Regions from separate parts of the Homo sapiens genome. Here region 2 is linked to region 1. A link is a loop called in an ENCODE intact Hi-C map of the cell type or tissue named here. Cell type or tissue: sigmoid colon. All regions are shown on one strand. Links, peaks and the distances in the headings refer to the core of each region. The heading gives the core; the rest is flanking DNA.

Region 1 (15,022 bases), core at 3,662-11,661:
CTCTCTCACCAGGCCCATGTGATCCAGAAGAAGCCCACGGCTGGAGCGTCCTTCTAGGGCCTTCTGCCTAGCAGTGGCTTTGTGCTAACTCTCCCATCTTCCCTCACAGATCGCCCTTTACCATCCCCTGATCTGGATCTGGAGTCAGCCAGTCCTTCCCCATTTTGTTTATAGGCTAATGCAGGGAATGTCTGCAGCTTAAAGCAGGCCTTTGTGGAGGCAGAATGCCCTCACCTAACAGAGGGAGCCTAAGGGTTAGGGTTCTGGGAACCGTGGGAGCTGTGTGGGGGATGCAAGACAGCCTGGTGGCATCCGTGAATCTAATTACGTAGTCTACCTGGTGCAAGAGAAGAGTCTCTGGAGTTAGACTGGCTTCATTTCTACTGACAAGCTGTGCAACCCTGAGCAGGTTACTTAACCTCTCTGTGTTTGGTTTTCTGTTCTATAAATTGGGGCTATTTATAGTACATAGCCCAGAAGGCTGGTATAAGGATCAACTACCATATAAACAATTAACCCAGTCCCGAATACATTGTAAGTGCTTAATTAATATAGGATAAATAAAAAGTAAAACATCATTATACTTTTATGTTCAGTAACAGCCCTCTGGGGCTGACCTTGGGCTGGCAAGGATCATGCCATCTTATTTCTCATCTTGTTTTGCTACAACTTCTTTTTTTTTTTTTGGAGTCAGAGTCTCTCTTTTGCCCAGGCTGGAGTGCAGTGGCACGATCTAGGCTCACTGCAACTTCTGCCTCCCGAGTTCAAGCAATTCTCCTGCCTCAGCCTCCCGAGTAGCTAGGATTGCAGGCATGCACCACCATGCCCAGCTAATTTTTGTATTTTTAGTAGAGATGGCTGGTCTTGAACTTCTGACCTCAGGTGATCCACCCGCCTCAGCCTCCCAAAGTGCTGGGATTACAGGCGTGAGCCACTGCACCCAGCTCACAATTTCTTAAACCCTGGTTTCTCTTATCCTGTAACCCCCAATCCCAGCCTTCCCACCCTCACTTTCTCAGTCTTATCCAAAGGAAACCAAGGAGCCATGACTCAATTGTGGCAGGAAAGAGCTGCCACAGAGGCCTGCTGGGCAGATGGCTCCCCTCACCTACCTCCCGTATTTGACTTCGTATTTGCCCACCTTCCCAGCATAACCCACAGGCTCCAAATCAGGAGTGTGGGATGTGTGTGCTCACTAGCAACAGCTCCTTCCAGAATCTCCTCCCTCATGTGAAACTGGATGCTTCTACTACAAAAATATAAACCAGGAGTCTCCATGAAGCTACGTATGGCTAACATGCTTCCTTTCATGGCCAGAATATTTTCCCAGAAAGCACATTTTACTTCTGAAACACAACCTAGAAGCCAGTGGCTGCCCCTGTGGTTTTTCAATAGTTTAAAGCAATATTGGACACCACCAAGTGTCTCCTTTTTTTCCCAGAGAACTGAGTTACAAAATACTGGTTTCTATTAGGGTGTGTCTAGCACTTTCTGTGCTGCCAAGCCTTCCATTTTTACAGTATGCACACTGGTAGATTTTCCATGAACAGGCTCAAATTTATTCCCAGGCAATGATGCTTAGGAAACCCAATATGAACGTGAAGATTGTTCTAAAGCAGACTCAGAATTTGTCCCATGCCATTGCCTAAAAAGAACATTTCTGATATGTAATAAAATAAAATTTTTCTAGCATACCTTTATATATATATATATATATATATGGGAAGGGGGAGGATATTTGCTCTCCTGATATGATTTTTTGGATTGGATTTTTAGAGGAAACTTGTCTTTTAAATTCTTCTTCTCTATCCTTTTATTTCTATATTTGTATAGAATACAGCCCAAACATCCACCTACATAGGCATTTTACATAAAGAGTTGGAAGCCAAGTGACTGAAAAACAAAACAAAGTTATTTATGTAGTGTCTTTATAGAGATTTACATGTGAATTCGAATGGGAGCCAAGGGTAATGCTGAAGGGAAATGAACCAGTTAGGGAACTATGCTAATAGAAAGTGTGACTAAAATTTAGCTTTGTTGACAAATAAAAAGGCAAGTGCTGTATTTTTTATGAGAAAAATAACATAGGAAATAGAGCTTTCCATGTATATATTCATATACACTCAGTCTTCACCTTAAGAAGCCTTCCCACTAGAATTCCAAATCACATTGCCCTATGCTCCAAATCCTGCACCAATTACTGCTGGTGCTGCCCAGTTTTACAGATCCAGTTTGAGGTGGGTTTTCTCTCCCCAATATGGCTACAAACCTCTGGAAGGCAGGAGCACATCTAAATGCATTTCTGTATACTATCACAGCACCTGGCACCACTCTGAACACAAAACAGCTGATCAGCCAGCATCTACTGGACTGTGTGGATTGAACAGTTGGATTCAGAGCTATGAGGTCTAGAATGGCCACTTTAATCTGGCAACCGAAACTGCCCCAAAGAGGTCTAGACAAAGTTTGCAGTTCAACAACTATCCCCTGAATTCTGCTGGTAGACAGGCCTGCCATCCCTAGTAAACAGTCCTAAAGATCTGTGGAGGCCACCTGTGGTGACCACTGCCATGTGCTGCACGGACTCCCCTTCAGGAACAAAGGACTTCCTCCACAAGTGGCTGGTAGTGCTACCTGCAGAAGCCCTCAGCTGGAGGGAACAGCCTCACTCAAGGTTATTCCTAGTTCCTTGAAATGACTTGCCTTTAATGACTGCTTATTTTGGGGGTGTAAAGGTATAAAGACCTGGCCTCTCACCCCAACTCAGAATAGTTCTGATGAGCCATTCTAGCTCCAGAGTTCCCATGGGCTCAACTGAGGCTGTTGGGTCTACATGGTAGCTCAGCTTCTCTGCCCAGTCCTGCTCCCTTCCCTTCCCCCTTTTTTCCCTTGCCTTCTACAGTTATTAATTCCAAGAGAAGTCCCAAATAAACCTTGTACATGCTGCTGACCTCCATCTCACAGTCTGCTTCCTAGCAAACCAACCCACAACACCATCCATTCATCCATCCATCCATCCGCCCACCCACCCACCTACCTATTCAGCCAGCAACCTGCCACTATGCTTAGGGGACATGGGTGGCATGGGCTGATACAGATGAAAAAGACCCAGTCCTTGTCCTTAGGAAGCTAACTAACAGTCCAGCACAGGAATAACCATAAAGTATGCAATAGGAAGGGCTGGTGTCAAGGGATATGTGGTTGTGGATATGATGCCAGGTAAGGGAGGTGAGGAGTCTTCATGCACTGGCTTAGGCTGTGGTCATCAGTAGACATACCCTGTCTCCTCATCCAATGTCAAGTCCTGGAGGACAGGGTGAACTGTGTCCTTATCTCTCTTTGCATTTCCCATAATTCCTAACACAGAGTCCCAGACAGTACAGAAATCTTAAAACACTAAAACAAAACAAAACACTGAGGGAAAGCCTTGGCATCCTGTCTACTTTATAGGACAGGTTTCTGGCTGCTGGTCTGGCCTTTTAGGGCAAAGTTCTTAGGAGGTTCCTCAAGATGCTCATTCACTTACTATGTCCATAAAATCCCAGGAACATGAAGAAGCACAAGACAAGGTCCTGACTCCGAAAGCAGCTACAGCTTACTCTGTGGATGAGGCAGAGATCCGTGCAAATTTCAACAAACAGGAACAAGAAATGGGAATATGACTAATAACCAAATGGCACATCATTCCCAGGCTGTCCTTGCCCTTAGCAGGCCAGCCCATTTATCTTCAATCTGTCAGTAGACAAAGATTACTAAACAGCCTCTGCAAGGAACCTAGCAATGAGAATCAACAAACCCTCAAACCTCACAGTGCCTCAAAACTAATGCACCTGAGAAACTTAATGTCAAAGGGGAAAAGAATCTTTACCCCAAACACCACTGCTAAGTGCCTGAAGGAAGAGGCAGCGTCTGTGGGGTGGGGGAGCCTGTCTCCTGCATTTCCCTGCCTCCAGAGAACGTTACCCAACACAACATGTCACTGTCTCCTTCAACTCTCCCTCTCCTTTCACTGCTTTTGTACAATCTGTCACCAACTTCTGTTGTTGATTTCTCTGAAATGCCATTTGCACCCTCCCTCTTCCATCTTGCCTTAGTGCCACTACCTTCTCTGATGTTGTGGCCATACCCTGGGAGTTGAGGTGCCAAGTCCAGGCAAATCTTGCATCTCTCCATCTCTGCCAGATGTACATTCTGAAAACTCAGCTTTCATTTGGTCACATCTCTGCTCAAGAATCATGGGGGCTCCAGAAGCCCTGCCAAGACCAACTTACTCCCTGTACTCGCTTAGCTTTATCTCCCAGAACTCCCCAGTATGCGCCCTCTACTCTAGCTGCCTTCCTGTTTATTTGTGTCTTTTCTCAAGCTGTATGACTTCTGGAATGTCTTTCCCTTTCACCTGCCACCTCCTCAACAGGATCCTATTGAATCCTATCCATTCCTTCAGTTGGTTCATGTGGACCAAGCTAAGCATGTAGGGGAGGAGAGGGAGAGGAAGGGCAGAGTTAGGGGCCTGGTGTTTTCCCAGTCCTGTTTTTCTCTTGTGGTTCCCCTACCACATTCTGACTCCATCACATGGAAATGCTTTTCTGCAGCACCGACCCAGGCACAAGGGCACCATCAGCTTGATTGCCCTGGACCATCTATTTGTGGGAGGAAGGAGCTTATCTGCCCTCAGCTGGGTAGGCTGTCTTGATCTTCCAAGCCAGAAAGGGGAAAAAACTGACGTCGCTGTTTACTCTCCTGTTGCTTCTTAGGAAAGACTTAACCACTCCCAAGTGAATACACCAAGCTCTAGGATTTCTGAGAGATGGATGGTGGGTTTGCCAAAGGAAAGAGTGCCAAGTTGGGTCTCTGGAAAGAATCCAGTGTTCCATAAACCTTGCCTCTTCCCTAATCATAGAAAGATCCATAAAATGACAGAAAGGCAGAGGAGAATGCAGGCAGCACAATGACATAGAAGCATCATTCTGTGCTTCCTGAAAAACAGAAAATGCAGATGGAGACAAATTTCATCCTCCGCCCCACCCTCCACTGCAGCGTGTTGCTCTATGAGAGATCTGCTCTGCACGCACAAAGTGGGGGGAACTTTGGAAGAGTCTCTTGAAAGTAGTACAGTAAAAAGTGAGTTGTCTTTGTCCTCTGCCAATAGGTGACTAGAAAGGTGACCATGATGGTTCCTGCCACCTTGAAGGGAAAAGGTTTACCAATGGAATGTGGGAGGTGGAGGGCAGGGGATTGCCTCCTCTTCTTCCACTTGAAGCACCATGAAAGAAGAAACGCTTTCATCTCCACATTAGCAGGTGGACTGAGTAAGGGGTTCTGTTTTTTTTATAACTTTCCCTAGAGGCATAGGAGAAGCTGGTGAAAGCAGCAGGTTGGAATATCCCCATCTTCATGCCTTGTGCTGGAAGATGGATGAAGATGAGAAGAGGTAAACTAAAAAGACCTCCTCAAGCACACACACACACACACACACACACACACACACACACACACGTGCACACACCAGAGATAATGAACAAGAGACTGAAAAGGAGAAAATTCAAAACAAATCTCTTTAGGCAGTTATATTAATGTGATAATAACAGCAGCAACATTAATTGTTTTAAACATGCATTTATATTTTAAAACACTAGAGTTCATTATTTAGCAGTATTCTTACAACAAATAATCCAATCAGGTAATAATCAAAATAACAGCTACCATTTACTAAATGATTACCAGGAACACCTCTCGTGTTATTATACTGAATCTTCATAAACCCCTGTGGTACTACTGTTATCCTCATTTTACAGAGTGGGAAACTGAGGTTGGAGATGTTAAATAACTTGCCCATGAGGTGCAGACTGAAACTCAGGTCTGTTCAATTCCAGAGTCCAGCCTTTTACACTTACAATGTCCATCTTATGGCAGGGCTTTTTCATAAATTCAGGAAATGGAAAGGCATGGATGAGGAAGCAGCCCTTATGTCTCAACTCCCTGTGAGGCAGGTACACACACACATATAAGTACTCCAAGAGGTCCCACTCACTCTGCTGTACTTCTCAGTTACACCCATTCAGCTTTCATAGATACAGGTCCATGGATGAATGTCAAGTTTCTTGTAGAGACAAAGGTCAATCTCTAAGGAGAACACACCTGTTATCTAACCTGTATCTGAATCTGCAACAACGGTTTCCATTTGACAGGATGCAGCCCTAGCAAGGTGGTGAATTAACATCCAGCTTTGAAGCACTGTCATACAGGAGAATACTTTAAGATGGAATATAATGCGTGAGACTGACTGCCATTTAGCAGAATGGCTTGTGACATTAAAATACATGTTCAACGTGTGAGATTCAAGCACACGCAGAAAGAAGAAACAACTGCAGAAAACAGTAAGGTGCAAACAAATAGTGACAGCTCACGAGAGCTGTCTGCCCTGTTCTTCATGGGGCCCATCTGACCTTAGTGATGTTTGCTGTCAGCTACGCAGAGGCCTTCTGACACAAACTGACCGTGAATACAACAGGGATATTAAACACTGGGTCAGGCTGGAGAGAGAAAACAACAGGGTGCAGCAGAATTCTTTTCCTTCCCTTTCACCCAAGTACCAGGGATTCTGAAGATTCTCCTCCCTGCCCCCGGCTTCTCTTCCTTCCTCTTTCTCTAAGCCTCCTTATCCTCCTCCCGCTTCTCCCTCAACCCCTTAACTTCAACCAGAAGAAGAGATAGAGGGTTGGGCAGGGGAGCACAGAGAATGTTGTTCTTAGGATTTTGAGAGAGTTAAGCGTCAGGGTCAATGTCCCCTTCCCGCTTGCGCTCTCGAAATAGATACACACAAAACATCTACTGGAACTTTTAAATGATGAGAGGAGATCCACAAGTCACCTGTGAAGCAAAATCTCAGCACTTTATAGTCACAGAAACATACAGGCATGCAAAGGGCTCATGTTTATGAATTATATCATACCTAGGCAAAGCAGGTGGCACTTGCACACACACAGGAATCCTTAAATACACGCATCTTGGCATTTCCTTTCCGCCAGCCTTGGCCCTTCCCACCCACCCAAAGGTGCGGGCCACAGCCACCCTCTGTGGGGTCTGATGCAGGGTGAAGGGCGTCACTGGGTCCTGGCTACTCCCTGGCTGTGAGAAGTGGGCAAGCCCTTTACTCTATGGGAATCTCTGTAAAATGAAAATAACTGCCTGGCCAGGGGCTGTGAGGATGAAAGGGTATTAATAATATACGCAGGGCACTGTCCTGCTTGGTTCCCGAACCTCTCTTTCCTACACCCACGGCTGGACTGATGGTGCCTTCTGTTACTTGGTCCCCACCGTCAGTACTCTAGTGTGACACTGGGAAGAGTGGGGGCTTAGCCAGGGCCGCGGTCTGTACAGGAGGGTCCCAGCCCGCAGGTCACGGGTCTGCAGGCCCACAGCTAACCTTCAGAGCTGCACAAGCGCCGGGAGCTGTGGGCACGTGAGGAGGGCGAGCGGGTCCTAGGTGCGTAGACCCGTGGGTGGGGGGCGGAGCGGACCGGTGGAGGTGGGCAGAGACCGGCGGCAAGTCGACCCACGGCTGTGGGTGGCTTCCTCCTGTTGCTCAGTATCAGGGAGAGGCGGGGGAGGACATTCATTTTTTTTCTTCCCTAAGTAAGCATCCACCTATTGCTTTAATAACTATCGATTGTGAAAAGCCGGCGGGGCCTCTTAAAGGCGAAGTCGGGAGGCGCGCGCCCCTGCGTCTGTGTTCGGGGACCAGTCCGCGGGGACCTTCTGGACCTTCTCCGCCGGCTGCGCGGCAGCGATGGACCCTGTGCATGGGCTCTCCTAGCAGCCTCGGGAACCGCGGCCGCAAGCTGTGGTTTGACCCCTGCCCCAACCACTCGCGAGGCCTTTTCTGTTCAGAGCCCCCAGTCACGTTCTTGGACCCAGTCACCTGCGCCGCAGCGCAGTCCCGGCGCCCCAGGTTCGAGGACCCGGCCCGCGCTCGGAAAGTTATTTCAAAAGGCAGATGTGTTGCAACCCTCTCTGCAGCAAACTACAGTACGCGGATTCCCGAACCCTTCCCCGCCCCCACCCAGCCCGGGCGACCAGAGCCCGCCGCGGGAGACTGGCAGCAAGGAGAGCCACCCCTAAATGCACCTTCCCTCCCTCCCGCGCGCCCAAGTGCAATGGGGTTGGGGGAAGCCCCAAAGCAAACTCACGACGCGGAGCAATCCCCAGTCTTGGCCTGGAAGGGGTCGGGCTGCTGAGGATCGGCTTCCCGATTTCATGCCCCAGCCTCCCGTCCTCCCCAGCCCCAGCCCACCCGCCTGGGCCGTCGCGGCCCCTAGGTACCTGCGGCGGTCACGGGCTCGCCCTCGCTCTGCTCCCCGGAATCCGAATCCATGCTGCGGGCTGCTGGCTGGGCGTCCACGGCCACCCGCCCGTCTGCGGGGCGCTCGGGCAGCCGCGGCGCACTCAGGGCGGACAGCGGGGCGGCTGGAGCCCGGGCGGCGCGGGCGGCGCGGGCTGGGCGGTGCGCGGCGGCAGCGGCCAGGGGGCGGCTCCGCAGAGGCGAGCGCCGCCGCGCCCCGCTCCCCGCGCCCGCCGGCCGGTGCCTGCGCGCGAGGCGAGCGCAGGGCGGAGGGTGGGGCGCTCCGGGAGACAGCCGGGAGGAGGGAGGGGAGGCGCGAGCGCCGAGGAGCCCGAGCGTCCGGCGCCCGGCGGGCTCCAGGCTGGGGTTAAATATCCCGGGGGCGGCGCCGCGCCTCCCTACCCGCGCCCTGCGTCGGAGCCCTTGGACTTGCCTCGCGCGGCGAGGTTGTGCTGGTCTGCAAGGCCGAGCCCCTTCCCTAGGGTGAGGCCAAGTTTGTAAAATTACTAGGTGAAAAAGAGCTTCAACTCGCGCAGGAAAGGAGAGGTTCCGAGTGTTCCGACTTATGGGGTTGCCAGGGTTCGAGTCCAACTCCTCCGCTCAGAGACCTTGGACGAGACCTGTGTTTGTTTTCTCACTAGGAAGATGAGGGAAGGGGGGCGGGGAATAAGGGAAGGGGAGCGGGGAATAAGGGAAGGGAGCGGGGAATAAGGGAAGGGGGCGGGGTGGGGGGAGATGACAGTTGGACTGTTGTGGAAAGTAGTAAGACAAGGCGTGTGCGGGACCGAGCGCTGGGCCTGGCACCTAGTGACGAAGTAAACACACAGGCAGGTAATGCTAACTCCGGCTGTTTGAGTCTTCTGCCAGCGAGGGCAGGGCAGGTGGGGCAAGCGGTGGTGAAGCGGGTTCCGGGGGCTCGGTGAGTCTGAACACTGGCTCGCCTGGAAGGTTGGAGCCACCCTGCCAATCAAGCAGCCGTGCTATTTCGCGCCCTCGACTAGAGGGGCCAGAATTAATTTTAAAAGCTTTTCTTTGTTGATGGGATTAAACACAGAGTGCTAAACTTCCGTAACACCATCCTTTATGAAAGGAAAAAAAAAAGCATTTGTAAACCTATTTACTAATTAAGAGCCCAAACGAGGGGGGAAATGCACGGAGCACCGAGGCCTTTTTTGTTGTTGTTAATTCTTGGTTATCTATATGCTCTTATTGCCTCCCTATTATAGGCTCCTACACTCACAAAGCCTCAAGCTGGGTTCTCTGCTTGTAAAGTCTGCCCAGAGAATGCAAATTATTGGCCAGAGCAAAAGAAAATCAAGAAGAAAAAGTCTGCTAAAAAGCGCCACTTACTGAACATTTCCCTTTGTGTCCTCATCTAATCTGTACAATGACCCAGTGAAGAATTTAGGTTGCACCATTTGAAAATACTTTTTGGAAGTAGAATATGGTTGAAAGTTGGCAAGTTCATAGAATTCAACTTATTTTCATTCCCATTTTACAGATGGGAAAAGTCTCAGAGACAGCAGATGATGTCCCTGTGGTCTCAGGTCGTCCAGTAGGTGGGTGAACTGGGACTTGAAATCAGGTCTGATGTCCAGATCTGCTCCTGACTGCTATGGTACAGTGTCATAAGTGAGTTTTGGCTTCTGGTCTACCTGAAGGCTGCCGTCTTTAGTGAAGTGTGGGCTTAACAGAGTGCAAATACCACTCTACTTTGTGTTTTCAGAAAACAAAGGATGGCCAAGCTCATGGACTCTAGTGATACAAGTTGGATGGATATTGATGAAATGGTCAAAAGAGCCCCACAGTGGATGTGTTATCTTGGGCAAATGGCTAAACCTCTCTCGGTTTCCTCAAGTGTTGGTGTCTCCTTCATAGGGTGTTTGTAAATAAATGAAATAATGAGTATGAAAGCTATTACCCAATGCCTGGCACACAGTGAATGTTTGATAACTGGAAAGAACACTAATTTTTAGATTGAATGGATCCCATTTAGAAAAACAAAATATTTTAGAGTTGCATTTTTTAATGAAAAGAAAAAAGTGGGGGCCGGGCACGGTGGCTCACGCCTGTAATCCCAGCACTTTGGGAAACTGAGGCGGGTGGATCACCTGAGGTCGGGAGTTTGAGACCAGCCTGACCAACATGGAGAAACTCTGTCTCGACTAAAAACACAAAATTAGCCAGGTGTGGTGGTGCATGCCTGTAATCACTGCTACTCGGGAGGCTGAGGCAGGAGAATCGCTTGAACCCAGGAGGCGGAAGTTGCAGTGAGCCGAGATCGTGCCATTGCACTCCAGCCTGGGCAACAAGAGCAACACGCTGTCTCAAAAAAAAAAAAAAAAAAAAAGAAAGAAAGAAAAAAGTAATGGCAAAATTTGGATACAAGATGATACTCGAAAAACAAATAGCTGGGATCATTTAAAAAGTTTGCCATAATAGCTTTTCAGTTATAAGGTAAAACAACAATGATAGCTTCACAGAACAGAGCATATGGGATTCAAAAGGCATTCAGCTTCCTCTAAAGGTTGTGCCTAGATTCAATAACAGGAAATGTGAAACTTTCCCTGTTTCCTTAGACCTCCTTTCCTTGCACTTCATGGAAGCTTTTTTGGTTTTGCTTTTGTTTTAATGGACAGGTAGCCTGGGTTGCAGTGTGAGGGAGACAGACCACAGAGACATGTATGAATAACAGCAAAAAGGAAACAGAGAAGCTACTGGAATTTGATCAACAGTAAACAATGTACTGAGAACACACATTTACAACACATGTATGCTCATCAGTCGTCAGGTCTTCATTAAGTATCTAGCACATTTTGACCCAGAGATAAATGCTTTGGGCATGGGGGGGAGAGAAAGAACTGGTCAAGGTATCCTGAAAAGTCTTTGAGTGAAGTTCTTAGATAATGCCTATTCATTTACCTGCTCCTATATTCATTCATAGTATATTTCTGCTAAACGAGGCAGACATAGAATGAAAAATTGAATTGAATGTGGAATTAGACAATGGGGAAGAGAGATCCAAACTAAACAAGGTCTCGATTCCAATTTCCTATGATGTACAATCTGTTGTCATGGGACAGCAAGACAAAGGGAAATGACTACTGGCATGCGTGTGAGTTTAATGAGGAACATTAGTGGAACATACCTTATCTCTCCTCCCAGTATGGAAAAATCTGTGTAAGAGAAGGAAGTCCTTAAAATAGTATCCTATGACCATCAACCCCACTAAAACAGTGAAATCTGAGGTGGTGAATCTCCTTTTACAAACCAGTTCTGATATATTTCTTGTGGGGGGGGAAAAACTCTTAAGAAAGAGAAAAAGGGAAAGGGTTTCTGTAGTTCCTCTGTATATTTTTAGAAAAATGGCATCACTTTGCAGACTTGAATCTAGAGTCTGAGGGTTATAAGCCACCTTCCTCAGTGTTTCCACTACATCTTTTCAGCCTGGCAGCTCTTCAGATATACGAGTTTCTACCACTCATTGGTCATTTCTTAACTAGAGTGAACAAAATTGTTGGCTTTTTAAGGAAATTGCCTGTCTGGTGGGTAAAGCGTATCTATTTGTAAGGTGTCAAGAAACAGATAATAAAATAGATCCATTTCTGCTAACACAATAATACTCCTTTAATCTGAGCCAGTGCTATGACTCATCTGCCTGTCTCCTCTTGTGGGATGGAAAGGGAGCTGTCTGCAAACCTTCAGCAGTGGGAGGAGGGAAGGAGATACTTTTCACACGCTAGGACTGCTGCTCTGCTTTGAAAACCCACCAGCTCTAGAACCGCTGTTTTCTGTAGGCTGAAGTGGCCTTTGGTCCTTAGAGGTGAAAGGTTGGCCCTATTTTTAATCATTTGTCTCAAGGTAGACTTTGGTCCCAAGGAAGCTTCTACCCAGAGCTGAGGGGGCCTCCATGGGACTGTAGGTAAGCTGGAGAGCAGGGTCCAAGCTAGCTTGATATCCATCTAACAGAACATGGTGCTAGAAGACAGCCTTGAGAAAGGGAGCTTTCCTATTTCTTTCTTGCCAGTAAAAATAAGCTTTTATTTGTCTCCCCTCTTATTTAAAAAGTAATGCAGATTACTAGAAAAATTGGAAAATACATATAAACAAAAAAGAATATAAATTAATTCGTAATTTTACTAATTGCAGTCACGGTTAACATATCTTTTGAGAAGTTTCCTTCTGTGTGTGTACAGTATTCTGCTTTTGTAAATTGCTTTTTCCTTTTAACAATATGTTGTGAACATCATTTCATCTACTCTTTGATAACATGATTTTTAATAGCTGTACAATATTCTACTGGATGAGTATACCATATGTATTTAAACAATCCTCTATTGTTGAGCAGTTAGGTTGTTTCCAATTTTCTGCTATAATAGCATCAATCAATATCCTCGTGTCTAAATCTTTGCACACATCATTAATCAATGCCTGTGAACTTTCAGCCTCCTTCGTTTTCCTTGGGAGAGAGAAACAAGAAAGAAAATTGCAACTAACAAAATAATTGCTGTATATATCCCAAGACTTTAAGGTTATCAAGAATTTTCATGGGTATAATCTCCACTAGGCAGCAGGTGGGTTATTTGAGTTCATTCTTGCATTTGTCCAGCATCAGTTGAGCCCAGAGGAGGTTTAGGAGAAGAATGCAAAGTTTCCTTCCACACTTTCTTTGTGGGCAGTGTGTCCTCTGCACAGCCCCATCCAAGTCCAGACCCCTTGTAGGAGGCAGAGGGTGGATGAGGCTGGCAACTTTGGCATCCAGCTGTTCTCCTGGGTTCTTAGCTTCTGCTTCCTGAGCTGCCAGCAGGATAGCTTTCTTGGTGGTTAATGCAATTATAGTGACTCAAAAGCACTGATACAAAGGGAGAGGGAAATTGAGAAGGAGAAAGGGAGAAGAGAAAGAGAGAGAGAGAAGAAAACTCTATGGGCCCAACCTCTGTTGTGCCCTAGCCCAACCCTATGGGGTTATTTATAAGCCCTTTAAATAGCAGCACCAGGATCTTAGGTTCACTGAGAGCCTCCCTGATCACACATGGTGTGTGATCTCACTTGTGGCATTCATTTTGGCTATGGGATGTGACTCCACTGCTGCATGAGAGCTGTTCTTACAAGCATCTACACAGCTTGTATGTGGGTACCCTAAGTGACTGTTGAGCTCTGCCCAGTGCCTTCCCATATTCCTGGATCCTTACACAGCTTTGTGGCATAGAAAAGGTCAGTATTATTCCCACAGGAGAGAAGACGGAATCAAGACCCATGAGGTTTCAGCGGCAACTAGAGTCTTTGTGGTTTTCAGGATGATAGGAAAGTACCCAAAGACTGGGTGGGGCAATGTTACCCCAGTTCTCAAAGGGAAGAAAGGAGTTGATTCCGGAAATAACCAATTGATGAGTTTTTTGTTGCTGTCTAGCAAAAATCTGAAACAAACAGGTTTATAAATGGTTAAAGAAGAGAATGGTGATCACCAGCAGCCAACATGGGTTCCTTACCATGTCCTGCTAAAATAACCATGTTAACTTTCTTTAAACAGAGTCATGAAGTATATAAATCAAGATAATTTTATTTGACTTGGGATGTATCAAGTATTTGTTGAGTATCCTCTGTGTTTCAGGTGCAAAATGAAGGGAAGTGACTGTCACAGATACCATATGTTGTGATTTAAGTTTTGAGGAGGTCTTACACAGTTTCCTTGCTGCTAGGTGGATCTGGAGTAGGTTGAACAATCCTACCCAGTGAGCTTTGATTCATGGCTTTGAGTTACCTAGGAAGGAGGTATCCAGTGGAGTGACACAGAGCTCTGCCCTTGGCTCTAGTTTATTCTACTTATTTTTTTTTTTTAAAGACAACAACAAGAGTAGTGATTTAGAGAAAGAATTTGATGCTTGTGCTTATCAATGGTATAGATTACCATACTAACACAGGTAAGAGAAGACAAAATCATATGGGAAAGACATGTGGGTCTTAGTTGTCCATAAGAGCAACATGAGTCAACAGTGGGATAATAGCTGTATTGCTACAATAAGGGCAGGAATAGTTCTTCTGTATTGGAGCTAGTCTTACAGACACCTGGGGTCTTATGAACATCTGGTGCCACATTTTAAGAAGACATATCAGGGATCTCCCCAAGGTGGGGGAATCAAGATGATGAAAGAGGTTTGGAAACCATTCTGTATGAGAAAGTTTGAATGTCAGGCTGGAGAAGGAAAAAAAACAAACAAACAAGGCATGACTGGATGGATGTCCTTAAATGTGTAGAGACTTAGATTCTAGGCTGATGTGGGACTAATGGATAAAAGTTATAAGAAGGGAGAATTTGGATCTTGTGCCAGTCCTGGCCTGCCTGTCCTTGCCCTTTCCATCCTCTGTATGGAAAAGGGGCTGACCCCTACAGGCTGCATTTGCCGGGCCCCTGTACTAGCTGTTTTCTAGCTGGATACAGCCAGTGGGAGGCACTGGCAGAAGATGGGCAGGTCAGGGAAGGAATATTCTCCCCTATCCTCTATCCCTTAATCTTGGCACCTTTGACAATTGCTATATCTCCTCTGTGACTCCAGCTCCTACCAAATGGACCTGCTGTGGTTCCAGCTTTCATGAGGTGACCCCAACCCCTTGGCTCCAGTAACAGCACCTCCTCCCTTTCGTCCTTCAGCCCAGGGTGGCAGTGACTTCCTGCTGCTGCTA
Region 2 (15,022 bases), core at 4,328-12,327, 47 kb before region 1:
GAGTGAGTGTGGTGTGGGCAATGGCAGTAGTAGTGCTGAGACAACCTTCTGACTCCCAAGCAGTCCTTGCTGGAGTTGGTGGTGGCTGTGATGGGCTGGGTAGGCTGGTCACCAGGCCCATAGGTGGCACATGCTGGTGGATTCCTGCTATGGTGGTAGTGGCAGGCTGAGTGAGCCTGACCTCAGGACCCTAGGAGGCTCAAGTGCCAAAACTGGTAGACTAGTCTGAGTGGTCCCCAGGCCCCTGGATGGTATGTTTAGGCATTGGTGGGTGGCAGAGCTGGGATGGGTGGACCTATCCTCAGGCCCCCTCGTGGTGCATGCAGGGACTAACTATAATAGGCAGAAATAGGGTGATTCCCAGGTCCTAAGTGAATGTTCAGGCGGGGGTGTCAGCAGCCCTGCTACTAGGGAGGGTGGGGTTGCTTTCAAGGACAACAGCTGTATGCAGGCAGCTAAGGAGCATACACTTTGCTTGTGCTTCACACACCCCACCCCCCCACCCCCACCCGCCCCGCTGTGGTGGCAGCCTGCAGTGGTAGTGACTGTGGGCAGAGGAGTTTGTCCTCAGGGTTCATGAAAATTCATGATGGCTTTGCTGCTGGGAGCAGTGGGGATGTTGCCAATGGTTTAAGCTTCAGCCTTGGCAGCAGCAGCCAGCTATGGTGGTGGCTGTTCTTGGTGATGTTAATGGGGATCCAGGGATGTGGAGATGCAGGTGCTGTTGGGCCCCCAGGCAGGATGCAAGCTGGTGGGGCTAGGCTCTCAATATAACACCATGATGTGTCTGCTTAGGACTTCGGAATTGTTCGGGACCCAACATAAGCTCCCTCTCTGGAGCAATACTGTTGCGTGGTCTCCAGGCAGCTTCCTATGTTAGTCTCAGGGCGGCCCACAAGGGTCAATGGGCTCCCCTGTGGCTAGGATTGCAGGAGTCTGCTGTGAGAATGTGGACTGCTGGGGATCTCTCACCCTTTCCCCACTTTGGGGAGCCTCTCCAGGCTCCCAGCTGATCCTGGTTAAGAAGGCTGCCTTGCTTCCTTCTTCTTCCTTGCTTTAAATGTTTCCTGTCATTTCTCTGTTGAATTCCAGTGTTCTCTTTTAGATGATCTATTCAAAGTGTGATTATCTATTACTATTTTGGTTCTTCTTTGTGGAGGAGGTGAGTGCTGGGTGCCTCTAGCCAGTCCTCTTGAAGCCCTTACTCACCTATATTTTCTCGTTAGAGTTTTTATTTTTTTAACTCTTACATTTAAGTAGTTGATCCATTTTGTGTTAAAGTCTGCATATAGCACGAATTAGGGGCCCTGATGCATTCTTTTGCATGTGGATAGCTAGTTGTCCCAGCACGATTTGTTGAAAAGACTATTCTTTCCCCACTGAATGGTCTTGGCAAAGATAAATTGACCATAAATATATGGATTCATTATCTAGACCAGGGGTCCCCAACCCCTGGGCTGTGGACTGATACCGGTCCGGTCCGTGGCCTGTTAGGAACCAGGCCGCACAGCAGGAGGTGGGCAGCTGTGAACGAGCATTACAGCCTGAGCCTGTCAGATCAGCTGCAGCATTAAATTCTCATAGGAGTGTGAACCCTATTGTGAACTGCATGTGCAAGGGATCTAGGATGCGCGCTCCTTACGAGAATCTAACTAATGCCTGATGATCTGAGGTGAAATAGTTTCATCCTGAAACCATCCCCTCAACTGTCCATGGAAAAATTGTCTTCCACAAATCTGGTCTGTGGTGCCAAAAGGGTTGGAGACCACTGATCTAGACTCTTGATTCTGTTCCGTTGATCTATATGTCTGTCCACATTATCTTGGTTATTGTATCTTTGTTGTAACTTTTGAAATTGGGAAGTGTGAATCCTCCAACTTTTTTCTTCTTTTTCAAGATGACTTTGGCCATTCTGTGTCCATTGCAATTTCGTACAGATTTTAGGATAGGCTCATTCACTTCTGATAAGAAAGGCAGTTGGAATTTTGATAAGGATTCAACTGAATCTGTAGATCACTGTGGGGAATATTGCCATTTTAACAGTATTGTCTTCTAATCCATGAGCACAGGATGTCTGCATTTACATAGGTTTTCTTTAATTTCTGTCTATGATGTTTTGTAGTTAACCTTAGCTTCTTTGGTTAAATTTATTCCTAGGTATTTTATTCTTTTGGGTGGTAATGTAACAATTAAGAAATTGTTTTCTTAATTTCATTTTTGGACTACTCATTGCTAGTAGATAGAAATTCAACTGATTTTTATTTATTCATCTTGTATCCTGGAACTTTGCTGAAATAATTAGCTGTAGTAGTATTTTTGTAGATTCTTTAGAGTTCTCTATATGTGAGATCATGCCTTCTGCAAATAGAGGTAGTTTTATTTCTTTCTTTCCAATCTGGATGCCTTTTTTCTTTTTCTTGCCTAATTGCCCTGACTAGAACCTGTAATACAATGTTGAATAGAAGTAGTTAAAAATGAACATAGCAAGTCTATCACCAGTAGGTATATGTTAACTATGGAAAGTTTCCTTCTATTAGTTTGTTGAGTATGTTTACCATGAAATAGTATTGGGTCTTGTGAAATCCTTCTTATGTATCTATTGATAACCACACTTTGATAAAAGCTTCAAAAATTAAAGTTTTTGGCACTCTGAGGACGCCCTGATTAAAAACTTCCAGCTGATTTTCAACCAAGTACAACCAAAATTTAGAGATCTTATTTATGTAAAAGTTCAATGCCACTTAGGATACTTTAGTTGATTTCAAAACTAATTTTCCAACGGCTCAGACATTTTGGAAATCTAATTGATGATGGATAGTAAAGAGAAAAAGTATGAACTGTCATACTGAAGCATTGAAAAAAATACAACATCATCTTTATCAGAAAATTTTGTACTGTGTATATATAAAATATATGTAAACTTTGGTAAGTACAGATGCTGCTTCAATCGGTAGAATATCCTGGTTTATGATATTGAGTTATAAATTATGTATGCACCACAATCCACTCAAAATACATTTTTGCTCAATCTAGTAAGAATATAAGTTTTATCACAATGCTATATTCTACCAAATTTGTATTTATATTATCATTGCAAAAATAAATAATTCTATCCTTGATGCCAAATTTTTAATTGAATTTACAATAATATTTACAACAAATGTTTCACTTTTGGCAAAATAAACATTTTAAGACTTAATTAGATGAAAAAAATTGAGGCATTATGGGAATTAACTCATTTTATATTTGAGTCATCTAGTGATGCTGGTATTAAGCTAGGCATCATTCAACTGTTTGCAGTATACTTCTGCTATTAATTTACCTTTTGTCCATGCATGAGAAAACTTGGAATCAAAAATGAGCAAAATTCATTTAAGGGGAGAATCATTTGATCTAAGTGATAGGTAAACACACCTTCTCCAGCTGCATATGGTGTCTTTGGGTGCAGTCTTCTTAAGATAATTGCTAATTTCTGAAGGAGATGCTGATGCTGCTTCTAATTCTCATGTGATCATACTATCACAGAGGTAGATGGTAAATATAAACATTCTGTGCAAGTTGCGTATCCATCAACTTTCTCATGAAATGGAAATTTGATTATTTAATTTTCATTAAATTTTTATTTTTTGAGCTCAGTGCTGCTGAAAGGATTTACTACAAAATATAAAATTGTTGCCAAACAGTGAGATAAATAGTTATAGATTCACATCATGTAATAAATGAGAAAACCAAAATATCAAGAGCATTTGGGAAACTTTCTTTTCATTTTCATCTTTGGTTTACCCTTGTATTTCATGTACACCAACTCCAACAACTTTTCACTGACTCTTCCAATTAGTGGTCTGAATGCTTTGTGCATTGAAAAGGCTGTGGCAATGGCCATGACATAACAGGCGGGCAAGAGTGACACATACTTTCACCACAACCACCCAAGCCCAGTAGTTAACTGGTCCTAGTCACTGGCATAGGAGTGCACTTAGTTTTATCAGTGAACACTCTGCAAACCAATTTTGAAAGGGATATGTTAATTACGTTGTATCATAAAAAGTTGGAAAAGAGATATGAGTGTAGATGGCCATCTTTCAATGTGTTAAAATGAGAAATCTGTTCACTGCACATGAGTCTCACACACCATTACCTGAAACTATGGTGGAAGGTGGAAGTGCAAAGTGGAAGTCTACCAAACCTATCCCAGCTCATTTTAATACAATTGTTGATAATACTTCATTATAAGATGAAAATTCCAGGACATATGCTAAACAAGATAGGATGCCAGGAAAACAGATGTATATTGGGATTGTCTTTGGCAAATCAGGATATATGGTCTCCCTACCTCTAATGGCCTGTGGGGAGCCCACTGGAGTAAGAGAGGACATGGGCAAGGGTTGATCATATTTATTCCTCTCCTTCATGTTTATTCAAAGACCTGAAAAGGATCAAACATTTCTTTGATGCCTACTGGGAATCTAGACTTGTTTCCATGGAATACAGTGACTTTTTTTAATCTTTTAAGTAATCTATAGAGAAATCTTTACCCCTAAACTGAGAGTCCTGAAAAGGGAGGTTACACGTAAATGGAGGTGGTAACATGCCTACAATCTACAATTTTTTATTCAAACTGGACCTCCTGAGCTCCTGAAAATAAGTTTCTCCTCTCTATCCCTCCTGTTCTAAGGGTTGGTAGCAACCCCCTGCTATTGCTAATCTTTGGGGTGCATCACTGTACCCTGTTAGACTTCTCAACTCTTTCCATCAACTCAGTAATCAATTCCCTGTATTAAATTCTATGTTCAAAATTTTGGGAGTGATATATATATTTTTAATTTTACCTTAAGTTGTGGGATACATGTGCAGAATGTTCAGGTTTGTTACATAGGTATACATGTGCCACGGTGGTTTGCTGCACCTATCAACCCATCATCTAGGTTTTAAGCCCCACATGCATTAGGTATTTGTCCTAATGCTCTCCCTCCCTTTGCCCCCCACCCCCCTGGAGTGCCATTTTCTTGATTGAACCTTGGTTGATTCAGATCTCCTTCTCTATTTCCTTTTTGTCATAATTCTTAGGTGCTTAATGTTGCCCACTTCACCCTATTATAGTGTGAAGTGGGCAACATATACAGCTGTGCCAAGGGGTTAGGGCATGATAATGGATTACTGCATGTCCTTCTCAGTATTCAAACACTGCACAGAAATGTATGGCCACATAATGCTCTACCTAAAAGAAGTCCCAATGTTAGACTTTCAGGCTTTTCCTGGGAATTCCTAAAACTTCACCAAGCATATAGTCATTACATAAAGTTGGTCTTTTCTGCTGGGAGACTTCCATTTTCTCAAAATGACCAAAATTTTGGAAGCTGAGAATGAAACAAGATGGGCTCAGAGAAACAATAGACTGAAAACAGAAGAAGTGTTTTTGGCATTTGTTTATCTGAAGTGGACTTCCAAGCAAGGCCTGCTGATTAACAGAATAGCTAAGTCTTATTCTTTAGGGGTATACATGTAGGATGGAGGAGGAATTTGGGTTTCATGGCTGGGGAGAGGGCAGGGATGGGCAAGTGGAGAAATGACAGGGCAAGCAGTTTGTGTTTGAGCTCCAAAGCAATCAGGCTGTAGGGACAACTAGAACAAAGATAGAGGCAGAGAAAGGAGAGGGGCAGGAAAAAAGCAGGAGCAAGTACCAGGCTTTATGAATCCTCAACTGCCTCCAGGCTACAACCTGAGAACAATGGAAACCACTCTTCACCTAGGAAGTGATAATGACCACACTCCAGGATCATCCTCCTCTTAAACAGCCATCCAGAATTTTTCTAGAGGAAGGAGTAATGTCAAACAGAGTGACCCACAGTGGGAAATTCTTCCAACGCTCTAAAAGCAGTCATTACCCAAAATAGGCACCCAACGTGTTCATTTATGACTTGCCATAAATACTAGCATTAGCAAGACAATATTATCCTCGTATGAGTTGACTTTATTGTGCTTCAGAAAGTTACAACATCATAAATATCTATGAACGTGTTATTTCATCTGCTCTCATAATTTGTCTCTTCCAACATGGTTCTGGCCAATTTTAGAAGTTTCCATGTAAATATATAAAAATAATGATAGGAAAAAATGAGGACAGAACAAAAAGAGGTCAAGTATCACATTTAGTCCACAAATATTATGACAGAATATGAAATTGTTTTATGGGTGGTTAAAGCAAACTTTTTATTTTTTTTTTTGTGGTGGTGGTGGTGAAGCTATGTGTATTATCACCAGTCTAAAAAGAAAGGATGCCTAAATAGGGAATGGAGCAGGCATCTTTAGAACCTCTTTTAATCTCTAGTTAATGATGTTGTAAACCAAAAATAAAATTCTAAGGCCCCCCACCCCCCAACCCCAACCAACCATCTGAATGGACTTCCTCCTCAGCCAGGGCTCTTAAAGTGTAACCTGAAAGACTGGTTCAGGCCATGAAGGGAAGTGGGGGTCAGACATGCCTCATTATACATCTCTGGCATTAACATCAATACAGATTTTAAGTCTGATAGAAACATTTTACAACCTATTCTCTCTGAAGCCTGCAAGTTAAAGCTTCATCTGCATAGTAAAACTTTGGTCTCTACCACCAAACTTTCCTTTCTGTTGATCCCAGGTCTTTGGACAAACTCAACCAATTGTCAACAGGAAATGTTTAAATTTACCTATAGCCGGCCAGGCAGGGTGGCTGACGCCTGTAACACCAGCACTTCAGAAGGCTGAGGCGGGCGGATCGCCTGAGGTCAGGAGTTCGAGACCAGCCTGGCCAACATGGTGAAACCCCGTCTCTACTAAAAATACAAAAATTAGCCGGGTGTGGTGGTGGGTGCCTGTAATCCCAGCTACTCAGAAGGCTGAGGCAGGAGAATTGCTCGAACCCGGGAGGTGGAGGTTTCAGTGAGCCAAGATCCCGCCACTGCACTCCAGCCTGGGCAACAAGAGTGAAACTGTGTCTCAAAAAAAAAAAAAAAACAACAACAAAAAAAACGCCCCCCACCACCCCTGACCCCACCACTTCTAGTTGTCCCGCCTTTCTGGACCAAATCAATGTATTTCATAAATGTATTTGATTGATGTCTCATGCCTTCCTAAAATGTATAAAACCAAGATGCACCCCGACCACCTTGGGCACATGTTCTCAGGACCTCCTGAGGGCTGTGTCACGGGCCATGATCACTCATATTTGGCTCAGGATAAGTCTTTTCAAATATTGTACAGAGTTTGACTCTTTTGTTGACAATGTCCACTTTTATAAAAGATTTGGTGGTGGTCTAAAATACTAGGCCCAGAAAATTTATGTACACATAAATGTATCCTGGCACTTTAAGAGTAACAAACAAACAAACAAACAAACAAAAAAACATTATTTTACAACATGTAATACCCTGTGACACCTCTGGAAGTGTGCCATAAAAGAAAATTAATTTTGAAACAGAGTTGGTTCCCATCTATTGTCACTAAAAGTTATTTAGGTGAAAATGAACAGTTTGGATTCTAGGAAGGTGTTAATTAAGGGAATGGGTTAACAATTATTGTTCACTTGAGTTTTCTAAAACATATGCCTTGGGTTTGAGCTGTGATTCTCTCTTCCGTCCTTGAGTCTGGAACCCTCTCCTGCTCCCAGGTTACTTTTCCAGCAATGTGCAACTCTCGAGAGAACTTTCCCAATGCCTTTGATTTCCACATGTGTTGCAAGTTGGGGATCACACAGAATTCAGGTTGAGAAGGTTCAAGTCTATATTTTCAGGAGACACACCAGGAAGAGTTCAGTGGCTGTCTGAATGTCCATCCATGTTGTTTAGGTAAATTGGTGATGGGGTAGATTAAAAGGGGACCTGTTTAGTGGTTTCCTGGCAATTGCTCTGATTTCCTCCAGACTTCCTCTTGACAGCCGAAAGTAGACTCAATAAAATTATATCCAGGAAGGTATGGAAGTGGAGGTGGTGAGGCTATTGATTTGGCGAACACATGGGATGAAGGGGAAGGCCTAGGTCTGAAAAACCTGGTTCTCCCTCCTGAGACCTCTATTTATAAAGATAAGGGATAAGACTTTGGAGACAGGTATGTGCCATATAATCTGCTTTGGAGATTAAGCAGCAACAAATAGGGAATGAAAATGTACCATTCAGTAATGTATTATTTACTCTAAAAGAAACAACTATGCCTTATACTGCACCAGTTCCTTAAACAACTTATTTTATTTTTTTAAATGATGGCAGCTCCAGGACCACACTGGATAACAAATATCAGTGACCAATACCTTTTTAAATGCCTCCTGCTGGAGAGTTTTTTCTCTCTTGTCTCCATTTCAGGGGAAACTCAGCAACCTCTGGGCCCTTTTACAATGCACAATTAGGGGCTTATAAAGAAAGAACTGCTGCAAGAGGTGTAGGTACTCATGCTAGATATTCAGGGAGGCTTGAAGGCTGAAGGTGAGATACAGTGAGCTTACGGAACATGGTGGAACTCAAAGAAGGGTTTCTGAGATAAACACCCTTATTCAAATGCCAGAGACACACTGTTTCTCTAAACAGAAACTCTTAAGGCCCGGCAGTTTTTATGTTGGAGCAAAAGATTTGGGTCAGAACCAAAGTTTTAAAGACTTTTTATTGAAGAAGTTCAAAGATTCCTTGGCCAGCAGCCAAGTGTGGTCTGATTTGTTTGCATTTCCTCTGGGAACTCACACACAAGTGAGGAATTGGCCAGCCACCACTGTGAGGGTCACCCACACCCCTGTGGGCCTTTTCTCCCTGAGCAGTTCCAAGGTGGGGGAGGGAAGCCAGGGGGAATCAGATCCCTACAAAGGCCGAGAGTTCAGCAGCCTGGCCAAGCTGCAGTTCTTTCCTGGGTGAAGAAGTATCTCTCCCAATAGCTGCAGTATCTCTTCCAATACACCAAGATGGTATTGATTAGTCCACAAATGAGACCCCTATGACTCAGGAGGTAAGTGAGAGGCATCAAGGGGAGAGGTGGGAAGTGAAATATCACCTCTTCTTCCCTCCTCCCAGTGATGGTAGAAGGACTTGCTCCAGGCTGGGAGGCATCAAGCATGTGTGCTAATGGGCCAGTTCTGCACATTCAAGATCCCGGAGATGTTAAGTTTATCCAAAAATCTTTCAAGCAATCCTGTCGTTTGCAATTAACTCAGAGGGAGTTTTGAGAAATTTGTCAACTGGATTTAATTTTAAAAAGGGAAAATATATCTTTTACTATGGTTTTGGAAGTTTGAAAAGGAGTTGCTTGTGTAACCACACACGTGTGCACACACAAACAGCATGAAGGTCTCTCCTCTCCTTGGGATTTTGATCACAGAGGTAGAAAATTAGGCAAAGTGTAAAAGGATATGTGATTGTCAAAAGGTGAGGAGTTAGAGGGACTGAAAGAAATGGGTCCCTGGTTCTCCTGGACTGATGGGTCCCAGCATGTGACTGATGCCCATCACTGAGCAGATTTCATGACCTCTTCTTCGGTGAGCTGAAAATCCAAGAGAGAGTGGAGCAGGGAAGCTGGAGGTCACACATATATAACCGCGACAGGGGAAAGGGCTGAGTAGGCAGGAGCTCCAAGAGTGAAGGTGTCTGTTATTGTGTTGAGCAGTAGGAGGGAAACACTTTCAATTCCTGTCCCTCCCAACTAAATGATAAGGGAAGGAGCCTCCATCCATATAGAAGGAAGAGAAGTGCCCTGCTGAGTTCTGGGCATTTGAGTTTGTGGGATGACCAGGGTGTGGCCTGATACCTGAGCTAGCAGCTGGTTGATCTCTCCAGAAGTGAGCTGCCTGTTGTCAGATTAGAGGCATGAGATCAGGGCCAGCCCTCACTTTTGCAGGGTCTTACTCAACCCCTGACAGGAATGGCCTTGTATGCCAGCACCTGTAGTCCTGCCCTGTGCAAGGGGCCTGCAGTTTAGGGAGGCTTGGGAGCAACAACTCCCACACAGGGCTGGGCTCCCCACATTGGTTTTTTTTTTTTTTTGTTCATTGGCTGTAAGTTCCTTTTCTGAGATGAAGCCTTCTTCCCTTTTTTCAAAGAGAGCTTGGTAAGGGAAAGCTAAAGGGATTGGTAGCCCTGTTCAACTTGCAACCACATGGAACCACATGTACATGTTCCTGGAGGCCTCTCCCCTCTGTCCCTGTGTGTCCCTGGTTTCTCTTCTGTCTCCCATCTGGGAGTCTCATGGCTGGCTGATCTGATCCTGGGTTCAACTTTTATAGATGTTGTTTCTCCATTGGCTAAAAGAAAGGTATGTCGCCTGGGGTGCTCTTTCTGCCCCCTTTTGCCTCCAGGTTCCAGGAGTAATCCTGCTCTACACTGGGGTTTCCAGATCATCCTACATTACTGGAAAGGAGGCCTTGGAAAGAAAAGGGCCAAAGAGAGGCCTGGCAGAGGATGATATTTACCTCAAGGGGTAGGGACTCTCTCTGTTTATTCTTTATATATGGGTCAAATATAGTTCTGGAAATAATATCTCCAGATCAGCATCCCAGGTCATTGACCTTAGAAGAAAATTTTTAAACAGTTACTAAAGGTAATTAATTGAGAGGTGAGAAATGGAAAAAATGCAGCAATTGCCAGGACATTAGGGGCCAACTGGTGCCACTTTTCTCATGGTTCCCATGGCTCTTCGCATTGGAAATAACTGCCTAAAGATAGCTGTCCTTCAGGCACTTGCAGCTAGTGAGAATAGGGCTTGCTGACAGCCCCAGGATGATGACAGCATGTGAAGAATAGTGGGGTGAGCACACGCCCAGAGGTTGCTTCCTGAACACAAAGGAAGAAGAGGAGATGGACTCAGTTTCAAAGCTGAAAAGGGTGGGAAGTAAAAACAATTCAGGCAGGAGTTACAATTCTGAAAGCCACAGAATTTGAGATGCAAATGATTTCAAGTGGAGCTCTCTATACTGGGTCAGCAAACTTTACTGTGTCTAAAAATCACCAAGGAGCTTTTTAACTATTCGGGGTCCCAAGCCCCACCTCCAGAAATTTGGAGCTGGTAGATTTGGGGTAGGACCCAGGATTCTGCATTTTTAATAGGGCCATTCCCCATCCCTGGGACCTCTGATGCAGGTGTTTCACAGTTTTGAGATCCTCTGCCCTATGTAATGCCTGAATTCCTTCTATGGCAACCCCAGCACATGGCTATTGACTCTGCATCCTCAATGGGGCTGCAGGATGATGAGGGAGTGGCCAGACTCTGGCAGCCAGGTTGTCCTTAACATTTTGCAGAACCCACTTCCCCACAGAGGCCACCCCTGTTAAGAGGCTGATGAGGCTTCATCTCAAGAGAATGTTGAGGTGGGGGACATAGATGGAGCTTGAGGCTCAATCTAGGATGCGGTTCGGCAAAATGAGTCAGTCATGCATATAAATGGGATTTGCTTGATCTGAATCTAAGACCATAGAGCAGTTACAATATTGAGAAATTCTTATTTGTGATATTTTGGGGAGAAAATCAACTTTTATGTTGCTAATAAGGTCTCATGGGGGTAGAGAGGTGATTGATAAGGTATTGGGCTTCTTTCTGAGATAATGAAAATGTTCAAAAGTTGCCTGTGGTTAGGGTTGCACATATTAATGAATACTCATACACTGACAGGGATTCATTCTGAGAAATGCGTCATTAGGTGATTTGATTGTTGTGCAAACATCATAGAGTGTACTTACAAAAACCTAGATGGTGTAGCTTACCACACACCTAGGATATATGGTAGAGCCTATTGCTCCTAGGCTACAAACTTGTACTGCATGTTACTGAACTATATACTGTAGGCGACTGTAACACAATGGTAAGTATTTATGTATCTAAAATACCTAAACATAGAAAAGGTACAGTAAAAATACAGTAGAAAACATAAAAAGTGGTACACCTGTATGGGGCACTTAACCATGAATGGAGCTTGCAGGACTGGAAGTTTCCCTGAGTGAGTCAGTGAGTGAGTGTTGAGTGAATTTGAAGGCCTAGGACATTATTGCACACCTCTATAAACTATAAACAATGTACGTTTAGGCTACACTAAATTTATAAAAAATATTTTTCCTTCAATAAAATTAACCTTAGCTTACTGAAACTATAAACTTTTAAATTTTTAAAAAATATTGACTCTTGTGTAACAACACTTAGCTTAACACACACATTGTATAGCTACACAAAATGTTTTCTTCCTTTATGTCCTTATTCTACAAACTTTTTCTATTTTTAAAATTTTTACTTTTTAAACTTTCTTGTTAATAAACTAAGAAACAAACACACACATTAACCTAGGCCTACAAAGGGTCAGGATCATGAAGACATCACCAAGTGACAGGAATTTTTCAGCTCCATTATAATCCTATGGGATGACTGTTGTCTATGGGGTCAGTTATTGACCAAAACGTCCTTATGTAGCGCATAACACATCACAATTCAAAAAACCATTGAATTGTACTCTCAAACTGGTGCATTTTATGTTATGTGAACTATATCTTTATAAAGCTATTTCTAAAAAAGGACTGAGAATTCCATAAAATGTTTCATTTGTTGGTGGAATGGCTTCATTAATATATTTTAAAATAATTCTCATAGCATCCTATGATATTTGACTCAAATCAATATTGACTTATTCATGACTTTGCTTATACCCTGTTCTCTGTCCAGAGACCTATTACTGGAGTCTGACACAATTTTGATCTGTAATGCATGTCTCAGTAGAGGGTTGAGCCTAACATTGAACCCCAGCGGGCTCCTGCTGAGTTGGCTAATTGGCTGACTCCCTGGGCCAACAGTGTGTAGTTCTCTGGTGTTTATGGAGTCTTGATTTTACTTTTCATTTTTCTGGCTTAAAGCTTTTCCCCTTTGAAATCCATCAACTAAGATCTTCATTCAAAAGTTCTGAAGAGGATCATTGAGGAGTCATTTTTCAATTCGGAGGCTATTGCTCTGTTGAATAATGAATAGGTTTTCCTTCTAAGAGACCTACAGTGCAGAAATGCCCAGAGCTTCTCTTCTATGCTGCTTGGAAGAACTATGGAACTGGAAGGATTCTTAAAGACCTTGTACAACTCCCTGCTTTTGCAGTTGAGGAAACTGAGGCTTGGAGAGGTGAAGCATAAGGAAATCCCTGGCTAGTGGGCAAGCTAAGACGAATCCTCCTGACCCATGGCTGGCTCCATGTTCTACATTTTCTGTTGTCTGTGAAAGCTGAAAAGACAGCAAACCCCAAAATATCCATCTCCCTCATCTCCCCCAACCCAAAGCCAACAATCTATTTCTAAAATCAAGTTGTCACTATTTCTGAAACACAAAGTAGGGGAAGCCCCATCCCATGGCTGAGAGGAAATGTGACGCTCTTACAGGGAAGCCAGCTGCTGGGAGAAGTGGAAAGAGCCCAAGTCCCTCCTCGGGGACCAGCCCACAAGCTCTTCCTTTACCAGTGACAGAGCCTGAGAAAGTGTTTCTCTCCCTAACATAACCTAATTGCCACTTCCCCACTAGCCTCCGGCACTCACTCTGTGCCAAGCTCTGGCTCCTGCCCAGCTGCTCCTTGAGCTGGGAGCCAAACCCCAGACTCCCTTGTCTCAGGAACTGGTCCAGAATGGCCTTAGTAGTCAGCTAAGAAGAGCTCTATATGAAGGCCTGGGAGGGCTGGCTGCCCAGACTCTGGCTGCCTGGGTGGGCTGCCAGGACCCCTCCTCTGTATAGACCTGCCCCAGCTCAGCAAAGGAAGGACATGTAAGGAAAAGGCAAGGCTACCAGTGGAACTGCAGTGCTGTTGGGGGTGGGTGTGAGTCTTTGCACCAGCTGACCTCTCCTTTTTCTGGGGCTGGAAGGAATTTGATGTCACCAGTATCTTAGAGCCACATGCCTCATTCTTCAGGAACAACCTCTTGGGATCCTGGAGGCATACAAGGTCTCCTGAGGCCTTGGACTTGTGTCTGCATGCCAGCAGATGAGGCTGGAACTGTGACAGAGTGTGAGCACGTGCAGGTGACCTCTTCAAATGCTTCTCCCTTGTTCCTTTCCTTGGGAGTCACACTGCCTGATTTGTCCAGTGGTGGACACTCTTGAGCCTTTGAGGTTTAGTATTAGGATTGCCAGCATAGGTTGGTCAATTTTTAATTTGATTTCTATGTTGATATGGTTTGAATGTGTGTCCCCTCTAAATCTTAAGTTGAAATGTAATCCCTGGTGTTGGAGGCGGGGCCTGGTGTAACGTGTTTGGGTCAATGGGAATGGATCCTCCATGAATGTCTTGGTGCTGTCCTCCCAGTAATGAGTGAGTTCTTGCTCTGAATTCATGTGAGATCTGGTTGTTGAAAAGACAGGTTGTTAAAAGAGAGCATCTCCTCTCTTGCTCCTTTGCTCCCTCTCTTGCCATGTGACATGCCTGCTCCCACTTCACTTTCTGCCATGAGTAAAAGCTCCCTGAGTGCTCACCAGGATCACATGCTGGCACCATGCTTCCTGTACAGCCTGCATAACCATGAGACAAAATAAACCTTCTGTCTTTATAAATTACACAGCCTCAGGTATTTCTTTATGGCAATGCAAGCAGACTAACACATATGTGGTAGCTTCTTTTGGCCAGGTTTCAAAGGGCAGGCAGAACATGTGGCAGCTGACCTGCACATAGAATGCAGACCTATGTGTGCTTCAGACACATGGCTCACCTCTCAACCTTCAAGCCCCCACAAATAAGTCACTGTTTAGGGGAGGGTGACATTCATTCTCTGCAAGCCTCCACATTCGTATGTCGTAGCAATGTTTCTCTAAATTGAGTACTCACAGACCCTGCAAGTTCCCCCTGCAGACCTCTAGGTGATGTCAGACCTTAAACACATGAAGTTAAATTCTTTTCTTTCACCTGCCGTGCTCAGTCAGCATGAGTGATGTTGTAAACACAAACTCAGAAACTCAGACTGAAGCCAGATGGCACCACATGGCTATAAGGTCATTCCCAAATGATGTGGAACATACTTATGTTGATTTTAATTTTTTTAAAAAGTTGTCAGAATGAAACAAAAAC

The links. Hi-C counts contacts between places; a loop is a spot of excess contacts. Peaks named below come from ENCODE experiments on the same cell type or tissue, not always from the same donor. Only the 100,000 strongest peaks of a DNase experiment are listed, where the experiment ranks them.
Region 2: a loop joins it to region 1, with 2.1 times the contacts of the local background. A loop is called at or near these places in 5 of 110 quality-filtered maps.

The regions. Positions count from the first base shown.
Region 1 is chr15:51,086,222-51,101,243 of GRCh38, forward strand. It overlaps TNFAIP8L3 (TNF alpha induced protein 8 like 3), which reads right to left and starts at 8,685. Exons shown (of 2, transcript NM_001311175.2): 1 at 8,323-8,685. The coding sequence starts at 8,374. All of the region lies in intron 1 of MIR4713HG (MIR4713 host gene), which reads left to right. LOC124903491 (a long non-coding RNA gene) reads left to right here and starts at 8,722. Exons shown (of 2, transcript XR_007064631.1): 1 at 8,722-8,824; 2 at 9,568-10,261. RefSeq lists an enhancer at 7,707-8,437 and a silencer at 8,160-8,209. In sigmoid colon, for the core only: no CTCF peak of the experiment used is centred there; DNase peaks (open chromatin) are centred at 7,640, 7,890, 8,746, 9,144 and 1 weaker place; H3K4me3 peaks cover 2,453 bases; H3K27ac peaks cover 2,447 bases.
Region 2 is chr15:51,038,525-51,053,546 of GRCh38, forward strand. The region is part of intron 1 of MIR4713HG (MIR4713 host gene); the gene reads left to right. Among named protein-coding and RNA genes, the nearest start is that of MIR4713HG, 8.5 kb to the left of the region's middle. RefSeq lists an enhancer at 5,479-6,010. In sigmoid colon, for the core only: no CTCF peak of the experiment used is centred there; a DNase peak (open chromatin) is centred at 8,697; H3K27ac peaks cover 721 bases.